Regions from separate parts of the Homo sapiens genome. Here region 1 is linked to region 2. The links are chromatin loops, found by intact Hi-C in ENCODE. Cell type or tissue: heart right ventricle. All regions are shown on one strand. Links, peaks and the distances in the headings refer to the core of each region. The heading gives the core; the rest is flanking DNA. Region 1 holds the start of LOC105377232 (a long non-coding RNA gene). Region 2 overlaps LINC00279 (long intergenic non-protein coding RNA 279).

The links. A loop is a pair of places that touch in the nucleus more often than their neighbours do. Peaks named below come from ENCODE experiments on the same cell type or tissue, not always from the same donor. Only the 100,000 strongest peaks of a DNase experiment are listed, where the experiment ranks them.
Region 1: it touches region 2 in a loop (6-fold over the local background); 1 of 110 quality-filtered maps calls a loop at or near these places.

Annotation. Positions count from the first base shown.
Region 1 is chrY:8,550,793-8,556,170 of GRCh38, reverse strand. It overlaps LOC105377232 (a long non-coding RNA gene), which reads left to right and starts at 4,903. Exons shown (of 3, transcript XR_938648.1): 1 at 4,903-4,916. In heart right ventricle, for the core only: no CTCF peak of the experiment used is centred there; DNase peaks (open chromatin) are centred at 2,340 and 3,710.
Region 2 is chrY:8,639,865-8,645,242 of GRCh38, reverse strand. LINC00279 (long intergenic non-protein coding RNA 279) reads right to left here. Exons shown (of 4, transcript NR_138045.1): 2 at 916-1,111; 3 at 322-564; 4 at 114-189. Among named protein-coding and RNA genes, the nearest start is that of LINC00279, 4.3 kb to the right of the region's middle. In heart right ventricle, for the core only: no CTCF peak of the experiment used is centred there; no DNase peak of the experiment used is centred there.

The DNA of each region.
Region 1 (5,378 bases), core at 73-5,072, 89 kb after region 2:
CTCAAAGGGGGTCCAAATATGAGGTAAAATCAAGAGGCCCCTGTGAAGAGGACTGCTAGCATCTCTTCCTGGGTTGAGACACTGAAACATTGGGAGATGTCTATTCTGGGTGTGATGTACTCTACTTCTTTCTGTAAGAGTGGCTTTGTTTTAAGGGGGAGGTGATTTGGACGCTGACAAGTATCAGGCCACCTCCCAATTCACGCAGATTCATGATTCAAAGAAAAATAAAGGAGGCAAAACTCCAAAGCCTAAGCAGAGCAACACAGGTAGGTCACCAAAAGGTTGGGAGGCTCAAAAACAAGAAGCACTGCAGTGGTTCGACACATTCCTTTAAGCAGACTCCACTTGCAGGCATACACATACACACACACACATAGAGAAACACACAAAGCCACACAAACATGTAGACATGCAACACTCCCACAGAAACACACAGCCTGGAATATCCTAAGGCTGTGTGGTTCTGCAGAAGGCCCCACCTGGGAGAGAGCAACCCCAGGAAACACAGCTGGGCTATACCTAGGCGGTCCCTAAAAACTACTCTTTTGACTCCATTCCTGAGAGAGCCTGTGTGCAGGAATCAGATCTCATGAGGACTGGAATATAGACTAGTGTGTTATTAAGGGTTCTTTGGGTGATAGAATCATACCTGAAACCCCACAAGTGGGTGTCAGTGAATTATGGCCAGGCTCTTGACCTCACTGCCTCCCATTTATCCTTTGCCTCAGAGAGGCTCTCTGGGAAAGGCAGGAAATGTGACAAAGGCATCTCCAAGGTAAAGCGGTGTTCTCATAACTCTTGCTTGCCTCTCAAGGGGCCCTGTGAACAGGACTGCTAGTGTCTCTTCCTGGGTTGATTGTGGTTCAATTAAATGTTGGGAGATGTCTGTTCTTGGGTGTAGTGTGCTCCACTTCTTTCTAAAAGAGTGGCTTTGTTTTCAGCGGGAGGTGATTAGAAGGAAACACTCAGGTAATGGATTCCCATGAGGGTCATTCTCCATGAACTGGGAAATGTTTATTGTGGAAGTCATTGAGCCTGACCCAGGAAACCCTAGGCCAACAACGAATATGGAAGTCAGGAAAAGAAAAGGCAAGTGTGGAGGCCACAACCCACCCAGCAACAATTTATTCCACTTTTATTTGGCTATAGTTACAAAAGCCCTCAAATCGGGAATTTGCCAGTATAGTCCCAATTTGCACTCCAAATGTTCCTTGCATGTTGTAGTTCTCCCACCTGAACACTGAACCATGGTCTACACTGCTTGTGCAACTAAGGGAAAGTGGGGATGGATTTGGAAGCACATTCTGTGTCATCTGTGTTCATTTTTTTTTTTTTTTTTGCAGTTGAAGTTGCAGTAACCCATCCAGCCCTCACCAGATTGAATCCTCAACCCTATCTGACCTTATTGCTGCTCACACTCTATGTCACATGATGAAATCCCAAGACAATGGAGAATTACCCCATCATGACGTGAAGCACCTGCTGGGCTGGAAACCAAATTCGACGTAAATTCAAAAGGCCCTGCAGCAGGACTACTACTACCTCTTTCTGGGTTGCCTGCAGGACAACAAAACACTGGAAGATGTCTATTTTTTGGTGTGGAGTGATCCTCTTCTTTCTAGAAGAGTGGGCTTTTTTTGCAGGGGTAGGTGATTTGGATGCCAGCGGGTCTCAGCTCACCTCCCAATTCACTGCAGATTCATGATACACAAAAATGTAAAGAACATGGAACCCTTCAGCTTAACCAGAGCCACACAGATAGGCCACCAAAAGGTTTTGAGACTCGAAAAAAAAAAAAGAACGCTGAAATGCATTAGCACATTCCTTTAAGCAGACTCCAGTTTCAAGCGCGCGCACACACACACACACACACACACACACACAGAAAATGCCACACACACACACAGAAATCCAACACTCGAAACACTCCGACAGAAACACACAGCCTGGTAAATCCTGAGGCTCTGTAGTTCTGCAGAAAGGTCCACCTGGGAGAAAGCAACCCCAAGGAAAACAGCCGGGCTGTACCTAGAAATCACAGTGGGGCAAGATTTAAAAAGACCAATTGCTACAATCTAGGCAGGCCCGAAGACTCCTGCAGATCCTTGTGGATCCTTAGGGACTTGAGTTTTATTCTTGGGGCTCTGCTTGATGTTCTTCAGGCTGGCTCATATCTGTGTTCTCCTAGAATTATAAGACTATCCCATGAATCCCACAGAGAAGCCAAGCGAGAGTCCACCGCCCACACACCTCCAAAGTCTCCTTCTCCTTCAAGCCGCAGGGACTTGTCGCTAGGCAATGATGACATTAATTGTGACACTAACCAGAGTTCAGTCAGGCCTCGTGCCAGGAGACTAGCACATGCACATTTGTGATGCAGGATCGTTCACCTGGCAGTCAGAGCTGTCAGCCTGCCCAAGCAGAGGAAAATGGTACAGGCAGAGCCGGCATGTTATCAGGAAAAAGGCTGCCTGTGAAAACCCACTGCAAAGCTCTAAAAGTCTCAACCTTACAGCCGCTTCAGGAAGTCTCCCTGGCCATGTCCCACTGGATGAGGAGATGTTTTGAGACTGTGAGGTGGTCACTGTAAACTGCTCTTCTGGCTGTACTTCTGAAAGAGACTGTGCGCAAGAATTAGGTCCCATGGGGATTGGAATATAGTCCGGTGTGTTGTTGTGGTTTCTTTGGGTGACAGAATCATACCTGAGACCCCAGAGGTGGATGTCAGTGAAAGATAGCTGAGCTGTCTCCCCTTATCGTTTGCCTCATGGGTGCTCTCTGGAAATGGCAGGAACCATGACAAAGGCACACCAATGTGGATCAGTGTTCTCACGCCTTGGACTGGTCTCTCAAGCATGCAGATGGGGGTGATGCAGTGTCTCACAGATTGTCTGTGGCAATGACATATCTGACAAACAGGCCCACTAGTGCTGTTGAGGGGCACTGTGGCTTCCATACCAAAGAAAAGAAAAACCAAGACTCAAATGATAGAATGAGCAGCCTTGTGCTGGAGTCCAAGTAATTTTCAAAGATTCTGGTCAGAAGACCAAAAGCCTACTGAAATGTGGAAATAACCTCAACCCCCACAACAAGACAACAACTCAAAACCTGGAGCGTGGCTAGGCTACCCAAAGTCTCTTTTGCTCTCTGAAATCCCTGGAAGCTAAATAATCTGTGGTGAGAGGGAGTCCCATATAGCAAAAGCCCAATGAAAGAGCCCCTCCATAATGAGAAGGCTGTGCAGATGAGATGAAACGTAGGCTAGATTACCAGGCAACAGCTAGACACAGCGGCATACTTCTCATCCTACAAGAATCATGAAGCCCCCTCCGATAGAAGTAGGAGAACAAGAGTTTCATTTCTGGTGGCTGTAATGGGAATTTACAGTTTTAAAAGTATCAAAAAAAGTATTTAAAAGTATCAAAGCTACCCATTAAAATGTTCAGAAAAAAACACTCATGCAATGGATTCTCATGAGGGCTGTTCTTCATGACCAGGGAAACATTTGGTGTGGACATTGTTAAGCCAGATCCAGGAAAGCCTAGGTCAATGAATAACATAGTAGTCAGAAAAAGAAGAGGCAAATATGGAGGCCAAATCCCACCAGGCATCAATCCATTGCACACCCATTTGGCTCTGGGTATGAAAGTTTCAAATTGAAAATTTGCTTGGATAACCCCAATTTGCACCCAAATGTTTCTTGCACATTGGAGTACTCCCACTGGAACACGAGAACAGGGTGTGGACTGCTTGTGCAATTAAGGGAATGCAGGGATGGAGTTGGAAGCACATTCTGTCTCATCTGTCTTAATTTGTTTTGCAGGAGAAGTTGTGGGATTCCATCCACCCCTTACCAGATTTTATACTCACCCCTATTTGACCTTACTGCTAATCACACTCTATGTCCCAAGATGAAATCCCAAGATGATGGTGCAGTGCTACCTCATGATATTAAGCATCTGCCAGGCTAGGAACCAAATTTGAGGTCAATTTAAGGGTCCTGTGGAAAGAACTTCTAGTGTCTCTCCTTGGGTTGGTGACAGGACAATGAAAAATTAAGAGATATCTGTTTTTTGGTGTGGTGTGCTTCTTTTCAGAAGAGTGACTTTATTTTTTTTTGCAGGAGGAGGTGAACTGGATGCTGACAGGTCTCGGCACACCTCACAATTCCCTGCTGATTCATGATCCACAATAAAATAAAGAAAAAAGAATGCCACAACCCAAGCAGAGCCACACAGATAGGCCAACAAAAGGTTGGGAAAGTAAAAAAATAAATAAAAATAAAAATAAATAAATAAATAAATAAAACAGTTAGGTGTGTTAGCAACATTCTTTTATGCTGACTCAAATTACAGGCACACACTCACACACACAAAAAAAGACCACAATGAAACACACACACGCATGCATTCAACGCTCCCAACACTATCACAGAAACACATAGCCTGGAAACTCCTGAGGCTGCGTGGTTCTGCAGGATGCCACACCTAGGAGAGATCAAGCCCAGGGAACACAGGAAGTCTGTATCTAGAAATCACAGTGGGCAAGTTTCAAAAAGCCTCATCCCTACAAATTCTAGTCAGGCCTGAGGAATCCTGCAGATCCTTTTGGATCCTTAGCAATTTTGCAGTTTATTCCTGGGGCTCTCCTTCACATTTCTTCAGGATGACTCACATCTGCCCTCTCTTAGGATCCAGGGACTATCCTGTGTATCCCACAGAGAAGACATGTGAGAGTTCTCCTTCTCTGCCAAGCTGCCAGTATTGGTCCCTAGGCAACGGTGACATTCACTGTGATGCTAGCCAGAGCTCATGATCAGGCCTGGTGCCTCAACCTGAGGGTCTCTCAACCTAAGGACCCCTCTGGCTGTCTCCATGGTTGGGTCAAGCTGGAGGAGGGGGCATTTTGAGACTGTGAGTTGGTGGGTGGAAACTGTTCTTCTGGCTCCATTTCCAAAAGTAGCTATGTGTAACAATTGGGTCCCATGAAAACTGGAATATAACCTGGTGTGTTCAGATCCCTCTGGTAAAGAATGGGTTTTGAGACATGTAGTGGTCACTGGAATCTGCTCTTCTGACTCCATTTCCAAAAGAGGCTATGTGCAAGTATCAGGTCCCATGGGGATTGGAATATAGTTTGGTGTGTTTTTAAGGTTTCTGCATTTGATAGAATCAAACCTGAAAACCCAGAGGTGGGGGTCAGTGAAAGATAGCCAGGCTCTTGACCTCACTGACTCCCTTCATCCAGGGCCTTGCAGGGGCTTTCTGGGAAAGGGAGCAACCATAGCAAAGGCAAGTCGAAGGTGAAGTGTCATCTCATAGGCCATCTGTGATGACGGCAAGACTGAAAAAGCTTTTCAGTGGTGCTGTTGAGGG
Region 2 (5,378 bases), core at 224-5,223:
GGGTCCAATGCCAAAGAACCTCGACGGATATTTTCTTCTCCACCAAGTTACAGGGACTTGTCACTAAACAATGGTGACATTCATTGTGATGCTAGTCAGAGCCCACATTCAGGCCTGGTGCCCTGAGACTAGCTGATGAGCATTCATGAAGCAGGCTCCGGTGCCCAGCTGTTAGAATTGTCAGCCAGCCTAAGCAGAGAAAAATGGTACAGGCAGAACTGACTTGATACCAGTAATAAAGCAGCCTGGGATAACCCATTGCTGGACCCTAAAAGTCTCAACTTCAGTGCCCTTTCTGGCTGTCTCCATGGTCAGATCTACCTGAAAGGGGAGGTGTTTCAAGACAGTGAGGTGTTTCCCAGAAACTGTTCTTCTGACTCCATTACCAAAAGAGACTGTGTACCAGAATCGGGTCCCATGGAGATTGGAATAAAATCTGGTGCGTTGTTGAGCATTCCTTAGGAGATAGAACCATACCTGAGACCCCAGAGGTGGGTGTCAGTGAAAGATGGCTGGGCTCTTTATCTCACTGCCTCCCTTCATCCTGAGCCTTGTAGCAGCTCTCTGGGAAAGACAGGAATTATGACAAAGGCAAGTCCAAAGTGGTGCAGTGTTCTCCCCCTTGGACTGGCCTCTCACAGGTGCAGATGAGGTTGAAATCGGGTCTCAGATGTTGTCTGTGGTGATGGCAAGCCTGAAAAGTGTGTCTAGTAGTGCTGCTGAGAGGCACTGTGGGTTCTCCATGGTAGAAAAGAAAAATCAAGGCTCACCTAAGTGAAAGACCTGTCTTGTGCGGCAGTCCAATTAATGTTCAATGATTCATGTCAGAGAACCCAAAAGTCTCCTGCAAAGTGCAAACAACCGCAGTCCCCACAAGGAGATAATGACCCAAAACCTGGAGAGCAGCCATCCTACCTGAAGTCTCTTGTGCTCTTTGAAATCCCTGGCAGCCAAATAATCTGTGGCAAGAGGCTGTTCCATCCAGCAGCAGACAATGAAAAAGCCCCTCCTAATGAGAAGACTTGCAGATGAAATACAACAGAGGCTTGATCACCATGCAAAAGCCAAAATAGGCTGTCTGTTTCTCATCTTACAGGAATAATGCAGCCCTCTGAAAGAAGTGAAAGAACAGGAATTTCCTAGTTGGTGGCTGCAATGGGAACTTATAGTTTTAAAAATATCAAAGTTGCCCTGTCATTAAAACTTGACGGTGTTTAGAATTAAACACCGTCGCAATGGATTCCCATAAGGCTCATTCTTTGTGAACTCGGAAATGTTCAGTTTGAAAGTCATTGAGCCAGACATAGAAAACACTAGCCCAATGAGGGACATGGAATTCAGGGAAAGAAGAGGCAAGTGTGAAGGCCACATTTCACCCAACATCAAAATATTTTACTCCCATTTGGCTCCAGGTATGAAAGCCCTTAAATCAGGAGTTTGCCAGGAAAGCTCCAACTTGCACTTCAAACGTTCCTTAAACTTTGGAGTATTCCCAACTGAACGCCAGGCCATGGAGTGGACTGCTTGTGCAATTAGGGGAATGCAAGAGTGGTTTCAGAAGCACATTCAGTGTCATGGGTCTTCATTTTTTTTGCAGGTGAGGTTGCTTGATCCCATCCACCCCTCACCAGAATGAATCCTCACCCCTACCTGACCTTACTGCTGCTCATTTTCTATGTCCTAAGATGAAATCTCAACACAAACGGAGGAGTGACCCCTCACTACATGAAGCACCTGCTCTGCTGGGAACTGAATTCGAGGTAACCCTTTAAAGGGGCCCTGCAGAAAGAACTGCTAGTGTCTCTCCCTGGGTTGGCCACAGCACAATAAAACACAGAAATGTTTGTCTTTTGGTGTGATGTCCTTCTCCTATTCCTAGAAGACTGGCTTTTTTATTATTATTATTTTTTGGCATAGGGAGGTGATTGGGATGGTGGCAGGTTTCAGCATGTGTGCAAATTCACTGTGGATTAATGACCTACAGAAAAATAAAGAATACAGAGCCTGCAGCCCAAGCAGAGCAATACAGACAGGCCACCAAATGGTGAGAGACTAAAAAAAGGGTGCTGAAATGCATTTGCCACAATTCTTTAAGCAGACTTCACTTACAGACAGACAGACACACAAACACACAATGCCACACACACTCAGACATCCAACACTCTCAACAATCCTACAGAAACACAAAGCCCAGCAGTTCCTGAGGCTGTGTAGTTTCTCAGTAAGCCCCAACTGGGAGAGAGATACCTCAAAGAAGAGATATGGGCTATACCTAAAAATCACAGCGGTGGAAGTTTCAAACAGACTCTCCCCTACAAAGCCTAGGCAGGCTTGAGGAATTCTACAGATCCATTTAAATCCATAGGGATTTCTCAGTTTATTCCTGGGGCTCTGCTTGCCATTTCTTCAGGCTGTTTCACTTATGTTCTCTCCTAAGATGATGAGACAATCACTTAAATCCCACAAAAAAGACAGTCGAGAGCCAAAGGCCAACTCACATCTAAGGAATTCTCCTCTACCAAGCTGCAGGTACTTGTCACTAGGAAATGGTGACATTCATTATGAGGCAAGGCAAAGCTCACAATCAGGCCAGGTGCCCTGAGACTAGAATACACACATTCATAAGGGAGGTTAGGACACACAGCTTTTAGAGCCATCATTCTGCTGAAGCAGAGGAAAATGAAACAGCCAGAGCCCACTTGGTATGAGGAACAAGGCTGCCTGTGAAAACTCACAGTGGGACGCTAAAAGTCTGGACCTCAGGGCATCTTCATGATGTCTCCTTAGTCAGGTGCCACTGGAGGAGGAGGCATTTTGATACTGTGAGGTGGTCGCTGGAAACTGCTCTTCTGACTCCATTCTGGAAAGAGACTGTTTTCAATAATCTGGCCCCATGAGGATTGGAATATAGTCTGGTGTGTTGCTGAGGGTTCTTTGGGTGATGGAATAATATCTGTGACCCTAGAGGTGGATGTCAGCAAAAGATGGCTGGGTACATGTCCTCACTGCCTCCCTGTATCCTGGGCCTCAAAGGGGCTCTCTGAGAAAGGCAGGAACCATGACAAAGGCAAGTCCAAAGTGGAGCAGTGTTCCCACTCCTTGAACTGGCCTCCCACAGGTGAAGATGAGGTTAAGACAGTGTCTCAGACACGGTCTGTGGAAATGGCCAGCCTGAAAATGGTGTCCCATGGTGTTGTTGAGGGGCACCGAGGACTCCACATGAAAGCAAAGAAGAATCAAAATCACCTGAGGCAATGAGCTGCCCTGTGCTGGAGTCCAAGCAATATTTAATAATTTTTGTCAGAACATTAAAAAACCTCCTGCAAAGTGCAAAGCCCCTCAGCCCCCATAAGGAGACAACAAACCACAACCTGGAGTGCAGCCAGCCTGCCTGTATTCCCTTTTTGCTCTCTGAAAACCCTGGAGACTAAATAATCTGTAAGGACAGGCAATTCCATCCAGCAACTGTCCAATAAAAGAGATTTTCCATAATGAGATGTCCGTGAAGATGAAATGAAACAAAGGCCACATTACCAGACAAAGGCCAGACACACCTCCCTGCTTCTCATCCAACAGGAATCATGCAGCTCTCCAACAGAAATGGGAGAACAAGAGATTTCTTGTTGGTGGCTCTAATGGGAATTAACAGTTTTAAAAATATCAAAGCTGCCCAGGTATTAAAAAGTGAGAGTGTTTAGAAGGAAACACTCTGGTAATATATTCCCATGAGGGTGTTCTCCATGAACTAGGAAATGTTTAGTGTGGAACTCATTGAGCCAGACCCAGGAAACCCTACGCCAATGAGAAACATAGAACTCAGGAAAATAAGAGGGAAGTGTACCAGCCACATCCCACAAAGAATCAATGAATTCCATTCCCATTTGTTTTCAGGTATGAAAGCCCTCAAATCGGGAGTTTGCCAAAGTGGCCCTGACTTGCACTCCTATTGTTCCTTGTACGTTGGAGTACTCCCAACTAAAAACTGAGCCACAGTGTGGACTGCTTGTGCAATTAAGGGAATGCAGGCATGGAGTTGGGAGTACCTTCTGTGTCCTCTGTCTTCATTTTTTTTTTGGAAGGTGAAGTTGTGGGACCCCACCCACTCCTCACCAGATTGTATCTTCACCCCATCTGAGCATGCTGCTCCTCATACTCTATGTCCCAGAATGAAATCACAAGATGTTGCAGAAGTGCTACCTCATGACATGAAGAACCTGCTCAGCTGGAAATTGAATTCTATGTAAATTCAAGGGTCCCTGCGGACAAGATTGCTAGTGTCTCTCTCCCTTGGTTGGTCACAGGACAATAAAACACTGGGAGATGTCTATTTTTTTTGGTGTTGTGTGTTTCTCATCTTTTTAGAAGATTGGCTTTTTTTGCAGGTGTAGATGATTTGGACACCAGTGGCTCTCGGCAACCCTCCCAATTCACAGTGGATTTATGATCCACAGAAAAATAAAAAACAGGGAACACTGCAGCACAAGCAAAACCACACAAACAGGCCAGCAAATGGCTGGGAGACACACAAAAAGAAACGCTGAAGTGTATTAGCCACATTTCTGTAATCCATCTCCACTTACAGGCCAACACACACACACACACAAAGACACCCTCACAAAAACACAATGCCACACTCATATGCAGATATCCAACACTTGAAACACTCTCTGAGACTAGCATATGTGCATTAGTGATGCATGCTCAGGCGCCTGGCAGTCAGAGCTGTCAGCTTGCCTAAGCGGAATATGGTACAGGAAGAGCCAGTCTGGTATCAGGAAAAAGGCTGCCTGTGATAATCCACTCCCAAATTATAAAATGTCAATCTTAAGGGTCCTTCAGGATGTCTCCATGTTCGGGTCCCTTTAGGGAAGGAGGCGTTTTGGGATGGTGAGGTGGTTGCTGGAAACTGCTCTTCTGACTGTGTTTCCTAAAGAGGCTGTGTGCCAGTATCGGGTCCCACGTGGTTTGCAATATAGACTTGGGAGTTGTTGAGGGGTAATTGGGTGATAGAATTATACCTGAAATCCCAGAGGCAGGTGTCACCAAAAGATGCCTAAGCCTTGACCTCACTGTCTCCCTTCATCTTTGCCCTAGCACAAGAGATCTTGGAAAGACAGGAACCATCATAAAGGCAAATCCAAGGTGGAGCAGTGTTCTCACATCTTGAACTAGCCTTTTACATATGCAGATGAGGTTGAGACAGTGTCTCAAGAGGTCATTAGTGGTGATTGAAAGCCTGAAAACTTCGTCCAGTAGAACTGTTGAGGTGCACTGTGGCTTTTTCATGAGAGCAAATAAAAATCAAGGCTCACCAGAGAGAACAAGCTGTCTTGTGCTCGAGTCCAAGCAACATTCCAAGATTCCTGGAAGGGGATCCA